Linked DNA regions of Mus musculus: region 2 is linked to region 1. A link is a loop called in an ENCODE intact Hi-C map of the cell type or tissue named here. Cell type or tissue: heart. All regions are shown on one strand.

What was found. A loop is a pair of places that touch in the nucleus more often than their neighbours do. Peaks named below come from ENCODE experiments on the same cell type or tissue, not always from the same donor. Only the 100,000 strongest peaks of a DNase experiment are listed, where the experiment ranks them.
Region 2: a loop joins it to region 1, with 11 times the contacts of the local background. A loop is called at or near these places in 4 of 42 quality-filtered maps.

Annotation. Positions count from the first base shown.
Region 1 is chr13:12,130,335-12,138,334 of GRCm38, forward strand. No RefSeq gene overlaps it. Among named protein-coding and RNA genes, the nearest start is that of Ryr2, 27 kb to the left of the region's middle. In heart, no CTCF peak of the experiment used is centred here; DNase peaks (open chromatin) are centred at 2,027 and 3,377; H3K4me3 peaks cover 806 bases; H3K27ac peaks cover 5,251 bases.
Region 2 is chr13:12,192,705-12,200,704 of GRCm38, forward strand. It overlaps Mtr (5-methyltetrahydrofolate-homocysteine methyltransferase), which reads right to left. Exons shown (of 33, transcript NM_001081128.3): 25 at 7,493-7,574; 26 at 6,342-6,440; 27 at 5,209-5,284; 28 at 2,534-2,689; 29 at 910-1,106. Among named protein-coding and RNA genes, the nearest start is that of Gm10336, 10 kb to the left of the region's middle. In heart, no CTCF peak of the experiment used is centred here; DNase peaks (open chromatin) are centred at 3,517 and 7,887; H3K27ac peaks cover 606 bases.

The DNA.
Region 1 (8,000 bases):
AAGGATATCAGTAATACGTACCTGGCACATTTCTCAAATACATCCAGAAACTCTACACATTTTACGCCCTGATCAATAATAATGATTAAATTGCTATGGGGACTGGGAATCATTGAACACTGTGAAAGGAAGTGTTTGTGCTTTCTCCCTTTCTATACTTCCAACATCCTCGACACTCATCTTCCAAACGGCTCACAGTATTGAAAACATACAGCACTGAGTAGCAAAGATGAATTTACTTGAATGCTAAGGCAGTTTAGAAACAGAGACAGTCTTCCAAAGAATGGGGGAATGGTCATTTGTAGCAGCCCATGATTATAGTTTGCTTAGAAAGAGGAAACCTGTTAGAAGCAAACTGTCTGAGGCAGGCTGTAACTCAGTGGTAGAGTGTTAGCATGCCTACAGCCCTGGCTGGATACCCAAGCTGCCCCTCCAACCCAGAGAAGGTAACTGTTTGGATGTGTTTTGGTTTCTTTATCTCTTTTGCCAAAAAGCAAGAAGCAGGCAGAATAGCTGACAGTTCTGGTTTGTGCTCTCTCTCTCTCTCTCTCTCTCTCTCTCTCTCTCTCTGTGTGTGTGTGTGTGCGTGTGTTGTAGTATATGCATGTTTTTCATATGTGAGATCCAGGCCAGCAAGAGAATCTGTCTCAAAAAAGCGAAGGTAGACAGCATCTGCGCAAAGGCACTCTGACCTCCACATACATGCACATCAAGTGCATGTGAGCCTGCATGATCATGTACAGCAGCCAAACATGAACACACACGCACATGATATCGATGCACCCAACCGAGGTAAACAAAATGAATATAAATAAAAGGCGGAAGCTAAGACCTGTCAGCGGGCTTTATTAATAATCCTGTGATACGGCCTCCAAAGAAGCAACGCCAGCTGCTGGGCTCCCTGGGCAGATCCCAGGCTCCTCTTTATGTTTCTAGTGAGTCTGGGGTCAGAGGGTCCCAAAGGAACACATCCTATCGCCGGAGCAAGACGAGCAGCTGCTAGGTTGACGGGACAATCATCACATACCTTCCCTTGTCCCTTTCCCCGTCCTCCCAGGAGCTCACACGTGCTTTCTCTTTACCCAGCAGCAAGACACTATTCTTTACATTATTAGCATCCTGAGTTTCTGGACCTCCCTGTTGGAGACAACAGGACAACAGCACCAGCTGATTTCTAAGGCCCATTTCTTGATTCAGTGTGGACTTTGTCAGCTACAATGGGAAGCCAGGAAGTGACACCGAGGGTCATTCATACCAGTAAGACCCATCATGAGGGAAAACCTTATACTGGTATTTGGTCCATCACAATGGCCAAAATACGTGGCATGAACAACTTAAAAAATAAAACTATTGGCTTCTAGATCCAGAGGTTTCAGTGTAGGACAGCAGGGCAGGCAGAGAGGAGAGGCTTGGTCCAGAGCAACAGTAGTCTGTAGCAAAGTTTGCTCATGTGGTAGGAGACTAGGAAACAGAGAACGGGGCCAGAACTCAGGGCTGAGTATTACCTTTAAAAGCCCACCCCTATTCCATTTCACCAGGTAGGCCCTAACTCCTAAAGGTCCCATGCCCCAGCAAATAGTGCCATCATCCAGGGAACAATCATTTAAAGCATAAGCCTATGGGGACATTTTAGATCCAAACCACGATACTCCTTTTCCCCTCCCCCCTCCATGCATCTCCTGTGTCCTGCATACATACAGAACCAAGTTCTGGACACTGAGAATGCCCAAGTCTGAGACCTCCGTGGAAGATAAAAGTTGGGATTACAGCTATTTTTCTTAATTTCTTATCCATTGGGAATCTGGTTTGGGGGTTCATTTGAATAGGACCCTAGGAACTAGATATGGGATGACAGACTCCCTCCTTTGAAAGCACTCACAAGTCAATAAAGAATAGAGATCAGCAACTCCATGGCAGTGAGGTGTGTGCTTAATCTAGTGATATCCAGAGAGGCTGTGCCCTGCCACATACCAGAGCCCTGCAGAACAAGACCCACAGGACTTTGCTGATAAGGACAAGAGGCTTAGCAGTGACAAATCGTGACGCACATCATTATCTTCATGACCCCATGCTGCAAAGCAGCTCTACTACACTGAAGGAAACTTACTGCTAACACTGTACTGGTTGCATTTGTCACTGAGAAGCCCCTGTTGGGATACCCTGGGCTCCTGTGTTTCCCTACTAGGCAATGAAGATCATGCCTTCTCCATCTCTGGAAGGACGACTGTGAGATTTAACTACTCAACCTTCTCTGTGTGTCTCTCTGACTTTGTCTCTGTCCTCCTGCCCCAGTTACTCTCAGATCTACCATCCAGGAGAAGAGGGCTCTGTCTGCTCCCTGGGCACTGGCTATGCTGGAGGGTCAGGAGGCAAAAGGAGTCTGCAAACATCTAGAAAGCATCAGAGAAACCACTACTGGGTTTTGCTTGTCTACAGGGGCAGTGGTGGTCACGGAAAATGAAAAATTAATTAGGAGAACATGACTGCTGGATTTCCTTTATTCTTGAACCAAATCAAATCAATACAGTTCTCAGATCCTGCCAATAAAAGGCAAAGACCTAATTGTGCCTGACTTGGGAACTGCCAAGAAACAGAACCACAAGATATCTAGGGCAGGACAGAGATAAGGCAATCCTAAGAGCCCAGTGACCAGCTTGGCTAGCTGGAATAGCAAACTTTATACTCAGTGAGAGACCCTGACCTCCCCCACCCTCCGTCACACCAATTAAAAAACAAAAAAGAAGTGGATGGCTATGAGGATGACATCGTGGTTAAGCCTAAGTGTGAAGACTAAAGCTTGGAGCCTTCCCTTGGAAAGATCCCAGAGCATATCCTTGAGCTCTGGGTTTGATTGAAAGCCCTGACTCATTGAATAGGGTAAAAGAATGCTTAAGGATGATTTCTGAAATTATCCTTGGACCCCTACCTGTATACACACAGACAAATATATCTGCACACACACACACACACACCATATGCATAACAAAAAGTGACTACAGGAATGCTTCTTGTTTGATACTTTGTGTTTTCTTCTTCTTTCCCAGAGTTGTAAGCATGTTTTGAGATTTTCTTGCTGTTGTTTGTTTGCATAAACATGATATTTCTGGTACTGAAAAATCACCGCTGTTGTTAGGCAAAGCACAGTGTGCCATCCTCATCTCAGAATGTGTGTGGAGACACACACATTCTGACTGGGAATATCGTCAGTCACCCTCGGGTCATAGAGTAAACAAGGATACTGGTGTGTAAAAGACTGACAGCCAGAGAGGAGATAAGAGGCCATTCTGGGTAGGTGCTGCCTACGCAGTGACAAGAAGCTGGTGTCTTCTCATCAGCTTTGTCAGAACTTGTGAGCATAACCCTGTCAGCACACAGGACTGAGAGGGGACACAGAGCAGCTGGCCCTCCCTAAGCGAGGTAGAGTGCCGCCTCTGACAACTTCTGCCGATCCTTTTAAGGAAGGGTCAGGCAGTAGTCATCGAGCTGGTATGACAGGCCAGGCCATCCAGAAGGACATAAAAAACCACAGATGATTTCATGGAGTCTTGAGTTTGTTCAGTAGCTACTGCCCCAAAGCTTGGCCTGCCAAAGGGCTTGTCCACAGCCCGAGAAAACTCTTGAGTTCAGTAACTTGAATCTGGGTGAAATTTTCCAACGTGATATGAAGGGTAGTTTTCACTGTCACCTTGACTGAGTCTAGCATCAGCTAGATTAGTGAAGTGCACTCCTGGGCATGTCTGGGAGAGCATTTCCAGAGAGGATTAGCCAAGATTGGAAAGCCCACCCTGATTGTGGTTGATGTCACATTCATGGGCTGGGGGACCTGGATGGACTAAAGTAGGGAGAAAGAACCAGGGCAGGTGATCATAGCACTCCCTCTCTTTGTTCTGACTAGGGACCCTGACTGCTCTCACCCTCTCAGGCACACACTGATACAGCCTCCTCAGAGAGACCTTTCTTGTCTGTAGAGATAGCTCCGTAGATGGATAACTTGTCAGATAAGCATGAAGGACCATAGTTCAGATTTCCAGAATCTATGTTTAAAAAAAAGAAGAAAAAGAAAAAAATCAGGCATAGATAGCAACCACTGATAACCTCAGTGTTCTGGAGGTAGAGACAGGAAATCACCGAGGCAGGCTAGCTAGCTAGACTAGCTGGGATTGATGACCTCCATGTTGAATCTTGCCTCAATACAATAAAGTGCAGAGCAATAGAGGAAGTCACTTGGTATTGTGTTTGGAAACACACATATATACACACACACACACACACAGAGGAATACCCACAAACATGTGTGCATGCAACACAAATAAAGAGACTTTATTTATTTATTTATTTATTTACTTTATTTACTTCACATGGTAGAACTGGATCCTGTCTCTCTCGTCTCAAAACTCTCTACCCTATACCCTCTTTTTATTTCCATCCCAGCAATTTTTCTTATCTTGTTTGCATATGTATAGTCAGTTTGCTATTTATTTTATTTACTAAGCATTAAACACAGCAGGTGTGGAGCCTGGGTATTAAGCACATCGCTCCAGAATCTGGCCCTCTGCAGGTGCTTGTAGCAGTTTACATAGGAAGTTTCTCCCCCAACATCTTTGTGTCTTTGAATGACTGTTGTGTGCATGCACATGTGATGTTGAGTTTATGTTTCTACATGTCTATGTGTGACTGTCTATGTTATAGGAGTGTGGGTAGATGCGTGTATGGGTGTGTATTTTATGTGCATGTGTATGTGTACATGCAAGAATGTAGTGTGTGATATATGATTGTATGTTTCTTAGTGTGTATGAATGTACATTTATGTATATATTCTATAAGTATGTTAAAGACTATGTGTTTGACAGCATTTATGTGTATCAGTGTGAAAGCATAAGGTATGCAGGTATGAGCATAAGAGTACATGTGTGTGCATGTGTGTGTCCTGTATGAGTATATTTGAGTTTTGTGTGTATGTGCATATGTGCATGTGTTTCTGCTTCCACGTGTGAATGTGTATGTGTGTCAGAATCTAAACTAAATGGTGCTGAATTGCCTACAAGAGATTCAATCCCTGATCCCCCAATCCAGAGAGAGTAGTGGCTCATTATCTAAGGAGAATCCTGAAGACCACAGGCCCACCTGGGAATAAAGACACACACTGAAAACAAATGATTGCTTCCATTTTTCATAGAAGCTAGGAGTTTCTCAGAATGCTGGTAGCAAGTCCTGCTCCCCCAATCCCCACACCCACCCCCCGGCCCAGAAACATGAGAATTTCCTTCTCCTAGGAACCTAATCCATGCTCTTCATGAAAAGTTTCATACCCTGACACTCTCTTCCCCACACCACCTGCCAGCCCCACCCTCTGAAGTGAAGTCACAAACCCACAAGAGCCACTATACAACAAAGATCCTCTGACATCCGTCACAGAACCCTAGTCTGAAGTATAAGCAGATGGCCCAAATCACTAGACATGGTAGAAAAGTCCCTAATATGGGCCCCAAAAGAAGCGAAGGCTATATGGGGGGGGGGGGGGGACGACTAAACGTTCTCTAACATCAACATAGAAAAAAAAAACATATTGCTTCCATAAAACCACAGTGCCAAGCACTCTGGTCGAGTCAGCTTGACAGGCCAAGAGGCTTGGAAGCTACTCACGAGGCAAAGAGTTTCACGGAAACTCACCTCCTGGAGTCTGGTGTCCTCTCTAACCCATACATTAATATTCCATTCCCGCGTTAGTCTGGTATATGGATCCAGGTGCTCTCTTTTAGTATTATCCTATTATAAGTGCCTTTTAAGATTGAATTCTGACGTAGCTAAGCCTTCACCAGTGTTCCAACAGTCCTAGAAAGTCCTTGAGCAGACCATGGGCTTGGAATTCAGTAAGAATGTCGCCTATTCAGTGACATTCAGAATTGCCTCTAGCATTACACTATCACTTTGAATAAAAGCTAGGTCACTATCCTACACAGGAATTTACCATCTTCTAGGAAGAAGGAAGTTTCAGACCTAAGGAGAAACCAAAATAGATACTTAGAACTATATATAGCTAAGTTACATCCATACACACGTATTTACAATGGCCTAGGGGAAAGGTGGACTATACAATAGACTAAAATAGGAACTATGGCAGGGGCACGAAGCCCTTGACCCTGGCTTCTAAGATTAAGTGAATCTTAGGTGGAGCTCTTGTTGATCCCAGTTGTTAACAATGAATTCTACCCCAGGTGGTTCCTGTTAGACCTTCTGTGTTTACATTCCTCTGTTTTATGTAAGAATCCAGTAGCCTCTTTGTACCGTGCGGGTGTGTCACCCAACTTCTTTATTGTCTTCTGCATAAAAAGTCTGATGCTCGATTTGACATTACATTCAGATTTTACACAACCTCTCCAGTGTGCATCTGTCTGTCAATTCATCCAACGCTTTGCTCACCTTCGACTAGAGACCCGTTCCACGCAGACAAAAGGGCCCAGAGGGTCTGCGGCACCACAGGATACTTCCTCAAGGGTACATCCGAAGAACAGGAAAAGAAATCTTTCATATAAAAATGGGAGAAATTTGGCAGCATATTGAAAGGCAAAATTGAAGCGGTTTCTGAGAAGATAAAGAAAAGAAATTCTAGGAGAGAGATATAAGAAAATTGAAGTATTGATCTAGGAGTTCAGACAGAGAAAGAGGAAGACATGATCAACACAAAACATAATTTCCTAGCCATCAAGGACATGAGTTTCCCTTCAAGGGAGACAAGGAAGTATCTAGGATACTGTCATGAAAGTTCAGAATACGAGGGTCAAGTAATGAAGCAGACAGAAATCAAAATGACACAGAAATTCAGAGCAATGTCAAAATGTCTTAGTTTTGAAAGGAGTGTTATTTCCAGCACAGAACACTATATCTCATCAAATGACTAAGTTGGTGGTGAGGTAAAATAAATGTTTCCATTTTAGGATGTGCAAAGTCTTACAGTTTTACCTGTCATGGCCCACCAAACATCAACCACTAAGGGTGCTGTCTCATAGGTGTCCCATCAAGACAATGAAATAAATAAAACGTAGTCCCAGCAAACAAGGAACTGGGAACATTGAAAATTCAGTGCTGTAGTCTCTCACAGGAGTGTCCTGCACGGGTTCATGAGTGCTGTAGTCTCACAGGAGTGTCCTGCACGGGTTCATGAGTGCTGTAGTCTCACAGCAGTTCTTAAGGCCTGTCAAGAGTTAACAACCCCCTGATGCTTTTAACCTTAAAGTGTGAATTTCTTGCCTGACATTAGGCTGATCCTAGGCAGGGCTTGTTATCCCTAATGTAAACATTTAATTAGTCCCTGTAAATTCCTTTCTGCTGTAACTGGTGAATTTCAGTGTATCTTGTCTTTTTGTGATTTGTATCCTCTGAAAATTCGTTGTTATATAAGTCTGAAGCTCAACCAGAACAATACATTCAGATCCAACACCATTCTCCGTGTTCGACTGTCTGTCACTACATCTTATCTCTGCCCATCTACTCTAGAGACCCTTTCTTACACAGGCACAGGGGACCAGAGGGCCTGTGGCAAGCAGTGTCCTGCATGAGTTCATGAGTGCTGTAGTCTCACAGCAGTGTCCTGCACGAGTTCATGAGTGCTGTAGCCTCACAGGAGTGTCCTGCACGGGTTCATGAGTGCTGTAGCCTCACAGGAGTGTCCTGCACGGGTTCATGAGTGCTGTAGCCTCACAGGAGTGTCCTGCACGGGTTCATGAGTGCTGTAGCCTCACAGGAGTGTCCTGCACGGGTTCATGAGTGCTGTAGCCTCACAGGAGTGTCCTGCACGGGTTCATGAGTGCTGTAGCCTCACAGGAGTGTCCTGCACGGGTTCATGAGTGCTGTAGCCTCACAGGAGTGTCCTGCACGGGTTCATGAGTGCTGTAGCCTCACAGGAGTGTCCTGCACGGGTTCATGAGTGCTGTAGCCTCACAGGAGTGTCCTGCACGGGTTCATGAGTGCTGTAGCCTCACAGGAGTGTCCTGCACGGGTTC
Region 2 (8,000 bases), 62 kb after region 1:
GCCTTCACTACCAGTCAAAGGAAAGCTCCCCATTCCCCAGCAAGAGCCAGAGCTCAGCGCTGGAACTGCCTGCTCTATCCTGCGGTGTCTGCACCTGAGCACACAGAGGAAAGCTTTAACTGTTCTCACATAACTCATGATAGCATTAGGGCCCAAATTTAAGAATTCCCTCTGATGTTACTACTAAAACCCTGCCATTATGAACTGCATTATGATAAAAGGCAATGCTACCGATTTTAAATTACTAAAAAAAGTAACACTGCAAATTATTAAATTCTAGCTCCACTTCTTGACTAAGGCAATTGTGTCTATAGCAGCTAAAGTCCTTGCTTGGCAAGGTAAGGCAAAAACAAAAACCAGAGGCTGTGCACTGCGGAGACCAGCTACAAAGAGAAGTAGAGCCAGGGTGCACTAAGTGTGCTTGTCTCTGCAGACAAAGCTCACTGGGTGCCAGCTCCCTCTGCCCATGTTCCATTCTCTGCGAAACAGAGACGTAAGCTGCCCGACACAGCACTATGTGGAGGGTCTCACTCCCTCTTCAGTGGATATCTGAGACAGTAAGCCACATGTCAGTCTTGAGTAGCAGACTCAGGTGAAAAGCAATTGTTGGGTTCCTGCCTCCTAGTTTCAAGAGCTAAGGGGACTGAAAGGCTAAGAGCATGAGTATGACAGCTAAGCTAACAGAACTATCCTTGTCTCTCTGCAGACTACAGTGAACCCCTACACCCATGTTGGAGTCTTCTCTCCATCCTCACAGAGGCCTAAGACTCAGGCCTATGGAGGACTGTTTAGATGAAGTGAGACAGACAAATGAAAGGCTCCGATTCCTTAATTCCCAACTGACATTTAGTGTAGTTTGCAAACCTGAAAGTCAAAGCAATGCCCTCGCTGTCCACACACATTGCATACCTGCTGCCTCAGTCCATAGAAGGTGGCTATGGGCTCAGCGGCCTGGGGCACCACCCCCTCTGCATACAGGTGGATGTCATCCTGGACACTCTGTGCTGGCCAGAATCCAACCACACCCCTGGCCTGCAGTTTCTTTTGACTAATCAGTATGTTCAGCATATTCTGAGCATCATTGTATACCTTTCTGGCTTCTTCACCTATTAAAAATATATAAGGATGTATTTAAAGATGCCAATAGTAATCTGCAAATAACAATTAAAACACTGCCACTTCTCCTTCCCCACAAAGACTGTTTGCCACGGACACAGCCTGAAACAGAGTACAGAGTAGATAGTGGGTCCATGAAATGAGCCCTAACAGTGGGCCTCCTCTAGCTCAATGTGTTTATATTTTCCCATTTAGTAGAATCCTGAGGCTAAATCCATGGCACCTCTTGTCAAAAAAGAAGGCAAGAACTGATATTCCACATATAATCCCATTAACTTCCCAGTGATGTTTGGACGAGACAGGGTCAACAGCGAAGTGTGGCCCAAATCCTCTTACATGGTGTTGGTGCTGTAACCTGGAAGGTGTCAGCATCTGCAATGGTAGGCACCCTCCTTCCTGATGTCCTACAGCTCTGGGACACTCTCCTTCAGTTCCCATTAGCTCTCAGTGGGCAACGTGTGCTGCCCTGCCCTGCCTGGGTGAAGTACAGTCCTACACTCCCTTCTCAGGTTGCCTGTGGTGGGCACAAGGACAGTACAGTAAGAAGCCGCTCGCCTAAGCCTTCGACTGCCCGTAAGCATTTTAACCCGCCCAGGACCCTCTCGAAGCTGACAAGTGTCTTGTTCCCGGGCTCTCTCCATCGAATCTAATGGTTCAGCAGGATGCCTCCTCCCGTGCTGCTCTGCTGTGGCGTCTTCATGCTGTGATTCCAAGTCTCTCGGTTCCTGGGTGGGGGTGAGCTACCCACGATAACCGAGGGGAACAATTTACTGATTTATTCATTTCTCTTCTTTATAACACCAAGTCTCCCTCCTTCCTTGAGTGTTCTGGGTACAACGAAGTCTGCAACTCCCCACGTGGACACCTGCATCCAAAGCTGCCCACTTTCCTTCTCTGAAATATCCTTTTTTCCTGGTTCCTATCCCTATACCCAGGCTCACCAACCCCATGGAATCTTCAATAACATTTCAAGTCCCACCACTTCCAGGAAGCCCACTCTAATCTCCTGTTGGAGTTCTAGCCCCTCTTCTTATGTGAGTGGGATCCCAGGCAGAGCCCTTAGCAAGAGTCGAGCATCAGCCCAGAACAAACCTAGGACTGTCAGCTCCACTGTAGTCAATCAGGTACTAAACCTCAAGATAGCTCCTTTTTTTTCTTTTTTTTTGCCTCTCTGCCATGCAGAGACCAGTGTGTAACTGATGTCAGTAAGTACATTTATTTGAAGAAAATGTTAATAAAAGGGCACATTTACCTGACATGATAAGGGCAAGCAAACACTGAAATGCTCGTGTGAAAGCTGAGTGGTGAGTCACGTGGAAGCAGCTGTATCCTGTACAAACTAAACACTTAGTGCCTTCCCTCAAACCACTCCGAATCACAACACATCGTGAACACCAGGCAGGCAGGACTTACTAACCTACTGCTTTGTCATTAAATATCTTGGGAAATCCTCGGTTCGGGTACTTGCCCCGGAGCTGCCAGACGTCAAAGAAAGGCTTCCAGTCAATGTAGTCCACCAGCTTTTGCAGGTTGTAGTCCTCAAAGACCTGGGTCCCAATAAACGTGGGCTTCACTAGAGGAGAGGCACAGCTGTCAGCGTTGGCACAGCAGCTGGGAGAGCACTCACACCAACACACACTGAGGTGTCCTCTGCTGCTCCTCACTCCACAGCGCACTCCCACACCTGCTTCCCTCCTGTCACCCGTAGGAGTTGTCTTACCAAGAACAGAACTTTCAATTACTGTGGAAAAGGAATTTTCCCATGCAGCTGACTGACTGCTGGAAACTTCCCTCCACCCTTCTAGCCCCACCATAGCCAAGAAAAAAGGAAGCCTTGAGTTCATCCCTGAGTATACAGACGGTCAGAGTGTTAAAGACCACTGCAGAAGCAGAAGGGCTTGTGTAATACACTACTCGTATCAGGTTTACAAACATGAACCAAGAGCCTTGCCTGCACAGTCATTCTCTCTCTCTTTCTCTCTCTCTCTCTCTCTCTCTCTCTCTCTCTCTCTCTCTCTCTCTCACACACACACACACACACACACACACATACACACACACACACAGAGTAGGGACATATACTGAAATGAGTTCCCTACTCTGCAGGGGAGGGACAAATACAGGACCTCCACTATGAATAAATACCCGATTTTAAAAAAAAAAAGGAGTCATAAATCATTTCTTAGATTGTATAATGGAAATAGAGGGGTGTTCAGAAATTGTCCTTTATATCCAAGCCTGAAACATACCATAACATACATGATTCTGGGGCCTCTATAGGCAGACTGTGCTCCAGCCATTTCAGGACACCAAGGACAAAATGCCACATGGATACTGGGCCAGAGGCCAAGGTACCAGTGCTACTGCCAACTCTGAATGGCCATGTCTCCCTGTGACTAGGGATCTGAGGACTGGCTGTTCCACTGTTAGCAGCTGCTCTGAAGAACACCGGCCTCTCAGGAAGCAAGGGGAGAGCGGAGGAGCTCTTAACTAGAATCTCTGCCTTCCTGCACCGCAGTGACTCCTCCCATCTGTTCTGCCATCTTCCCATGATTCACAACTGCCCCTCTTTTCAACCACCATTGAACAGCTTTGTTAACAAAGTCTGGATAGTCTTCTTAGGAGAGAAACTGAAGAGAGACCACTGACACTCCAGACTTAAAGAGGCCTCTTGTTACAGTGGCCTGCAGCTGTGGAGCTGCTGAGGGCAGGGCTACTCTTGATCAAGCTTCATGCCCAGAATCCTGGGGTTGTTGCTTCAGGCTCTTCTTCCCAAGGTCTAGAGAGAGAAAGCTGTCCTTTTTAGGGTTTGATGTCCTATAGCTCCCTGAAGATAACTGGAATAGCCTCAAAACATGGGAAGGCCATACCTTGAGACCCGCATCCTTCAGGCAGTAAGGTAGATAGAGCCGAGTGATGCATCATATGGGGGTTAAAAAAGGCAACCCAAGAAGTATCTCCACCACTACCAGGAGCCACAGCCCTTTTAGGATCGACAACTTGCCCTGACGCCTCTAGACCAACGTTTAGAGTAAAGATAAACAGTAAATAAAGACCCACAGCATGGACTCTGCTCTAGTGATTTCTAGGTCTTCAAAGGTTTTCACATTAGTATCTAATTTTACCCTTTGAACATTTCCTTAAAGTAATCCCCCTTTACACAACGGAGCTTGTAAAAATGCAGAAGACAGACACTCAAGGTCACAACAGTGAATCAGAGCCAGGAGCCAAGTAGGGACAAGCACTCGGGCCTCCAGCTCCCAGTCTGGCACTCTTTCCACTAAACCACCCTGAACCCAGCAGGAGTGAAATCAGAACTGAGCACACCTACATTTGCAATTTCATCTCAACTCTGCAGAGCATGTGTAGAGCACAGATGTCATGAGCACTGAAAGCGGATTTCAGACATTACCTTGAAAATACGGATTCTGCTAACAGAACCCCCTTTCACCCTGTCTTGGTTTTGCATTTGTATCTCATGTCTCTCTGAGCCTGTCAAAACATCTTACGCATATTATTCCCTTGTGAACACCTATGTGAGGTAAGAAAAGTAGCTAGAAATAAAACAGGAAGAAACCACATAACAGAAATTAAAAGGGAAGCATCCAGAGACAGAACAAGAAAGTGAAAAGGGACCCAGCTTTGCTGCAGAGTCTCTCAAGACCTGTAAGTGCAAGGCCATTTTATATTTCAGACATTCCAAGCCAAGTCTTTGGCCTGCATGCAACTCAGGTCAGTTGAGAAGTCCCACTCAAGCACAGCACAGGCTACAGAAGATAAACCTGATACTAGAAACCTGACAGTCATTCCAGTTACTATCTGAAATTCCCTTCTCTTCAGTTAAAATGGACACAATAGCCATGCTTGGTACAGAGTCATCAAGGACTCAGTATACTATGATGAATCCATCTCACAACAGTGGTGGCACTCAGTAGGTCTTCCTATCTACTTTCTTTTCCATTGGTGGAGTGGCTCATATGACACACAACTGAGAAGTTCTCACTGCAGGCTCCTTTGTAGCCAAGCACTGCAACACGTCCTAGACACTGTCAGTTATCACACTTAGCTGTGAGTCCAGCAGCAGCCACAGACCTGGATGAGGTTCAGAGAGCCAATCAATGTGGAAACCGTGTTTTCTGGCTTGACTTAGGGGTACGTATTTTCTCTCCTGTTGAAGAAAATAGTCAGAATCACTTAGCTTTTCTATCTCTACAATGAAAACATGGCCACGGAAGCTGATGTAGAAGCTTTTGCAAACGAGACAAATAACCAAATAAACAAAACAGAACCCTTTTAAAAGAAAATCCCTACCCTTTCCCACCCACTGTGGCTTCACACTGCCACTAGAAGAGGAGACAGTAAAGAGTGACATGTGTTTACTAGCTCCACATTGTGGTTCTAAGTCTGACCCTGCAGACTCGACCAGCTCTTTCAGGACACAAGTCGGTCTTGGAGTTAGCTGCCCCACCATAATGACCCTGAGGATCAGACCAAGGCAGACCCAAAGAACTGTCAGCTGTAGGCAACTGCAAGGAGAGTGGGAAGAAGGCATCAGCAGCACCTGGGGCTGCTATTCATTCTCTCGTTTATATCCTAGCAACTCTCCTAATGTCCCACACAAAGATGGAAGGCAGAGCACCATGACTTCAATTATGGAGTTCCTGAAGCCTAGAAGGGACATTGTTCTGAATGGCAGAAAACCTTGGGCAAGTAAGGAGAGGAGAGGTTTGTGAGTGTCTGGTTAATGCTCTATTTTCCTCCATTTCCCCCTCAAGCACAAGTCTGAGGATACCATTTTGGGATGATCTAGCTCCCACCTCTGGGATGTCAGTAAGCTCTTTCCCATCGGCCTGGTGTCTGGCATGGAGCCTAACACCCACTCAAGACTCAGAATGTTTGGCTCAAGACAGAAAAATAAAATTCTCAAGTGTTTCAAGACATAGTCTTGGTGGGTAGCCCAGGCTGGCTTCAAAGTCATGATCCTCTTGCCCCTCTAAGTGCTGGGTATAAGTAAGTAGGTCCATACCCTCCTTAAAATGCATTAGAACAACCAAAAGCAAAACGACAACAACAAAAAACCCACTCAGGACTATAGATACCAGAGAACTCAGATCTGAGCTAGGAAATAGACCTCTTCAAAGGACTCCTCAAACAGTCAACAAAGCCTATGAAAAACCATGAGTCACTGTGATCTGAAATGAGCAAGACCTGCTTTTATCACTTACTTTGAGAGACTCATAGTGGTCCTGTCTAATATCTTCATACTCTTCCAGTATTTCTTCAAAGTAGTCATCTCTCAGATTTTCATCTAACAGCTGAGAACACTGAAAGGGAAGATGAAGCTCAACAACCACGAGGCAGCAAAGGAAGACAAAGAGCTCAGAGGCTAGGGAGGTGGGCGGCAGACAAGGATGCCGGCTCCATGACCTCACTTTAATCCCTAGGACCCACGGTACAAGAAGAGAACTAGTTTCTACAAGTTGTCTCTGAGCTCCATACACACTGTGACACTGCACTACCATGACCACCCTGAGATACACTCAACTCAGCATAATCGTGATTACTGTAAAAATTCCATATATACTCCATATAATTAATACACAGATCTGAAATTTTTCCTTTTAGAAGATAGCTCAGAAACTGTGGTCACTGTCATCCAGTCTGCATGATGCTCCTAGAGTCTCCCAGATTATCAGCTCCTTCAGTAGATTTCTTCTCCTTCAAAAGTCTCTGTTGTCAGATCATGGGCTTTTGTTGAAAACTACAAATGTGATTAAGGACAGAAGGGACTGCTTAGCTCTTGTCTATCTTACACTGAGTTTCTAGGTGAAGGAAGCAGGATGTCGCCCAGCTGTTGTAGCCTCTTATTCAGCAAACACATGAGAATGACAATCAGGATTTACCAGAGGACAAGGGAAAGACACCTAGGCAAGGATTTTGTTAAATTCATTAAGAAACTATTTATTACTCTGGATTTTGAATATCGTTCTAATTTCTGGTTAAGTCAGCTGGCCCTATCAATTTCTTATATCCAAAAGGTCATTTTACATTCCAGTTAATTCTAGCAATAGTCAAAGAGATCATGTCATATCTGTAGATTAAAGGCATCTGTCAGCCTGGTCAGATGTATAAGTACAAGGCCTCTCGGTGCATCCTTCAGCTGCTGCTCACTCCTGTCAGCGAGCCTGAGAAAGCACTCGATGTGCGAGCAGGGCAGACACTGCAGCGACGGCACACCACCAACTCTAGCCTGCTCTTTCACATTTCTTTAGTAAAACTGGCCAAAATAAAATGGATCTTGGGTGATATCTTAGCTCTTAATGCTTTGTTCTCTCTTTACAGCACATTTAAAATAAAGGAAGGCTCCCACACTCACCACCACCACACTCTTGGATGCATCTAGGACGTGGATCACAGGCGCGCTGTACCGTGGTGCAATTTTAACTGCTGTGTGGGTTCTGAAAGTCAGGGTCCAGAAGGAAAGGACATCCGTTAGCGCTGACAGCTCAGAACCATTCGAGACAACGTCGCTACAGTGTCTTACGGGAGACTTACAAGCACTGAACTTCACACTTCTCTTATAAACTAAGAACGACTTTTCCCATCCTGAGATGGAAAAACTGGGTGAGATGATATGAATTGATAGGCCCAGGTTCCAAGGGAGTCTGACAAAATGAGAAAGGTTTGTTCACAGTTATCTGCCAGGCCTGCTTGAGCAAAGGGAGGGACCAGTCCCTGGCAGTCACACCCTATGTCGTCAAGGTCACGGTTCTTCCTCCAAATGAGCTGGGAGACAGCCAGCACCCCAGGGAAGCAGGAACCAGGCAGAAGACACAGGACACAGATCTGACTGCTGCCTCCTCTTTGAGAGAGACAGCTATACC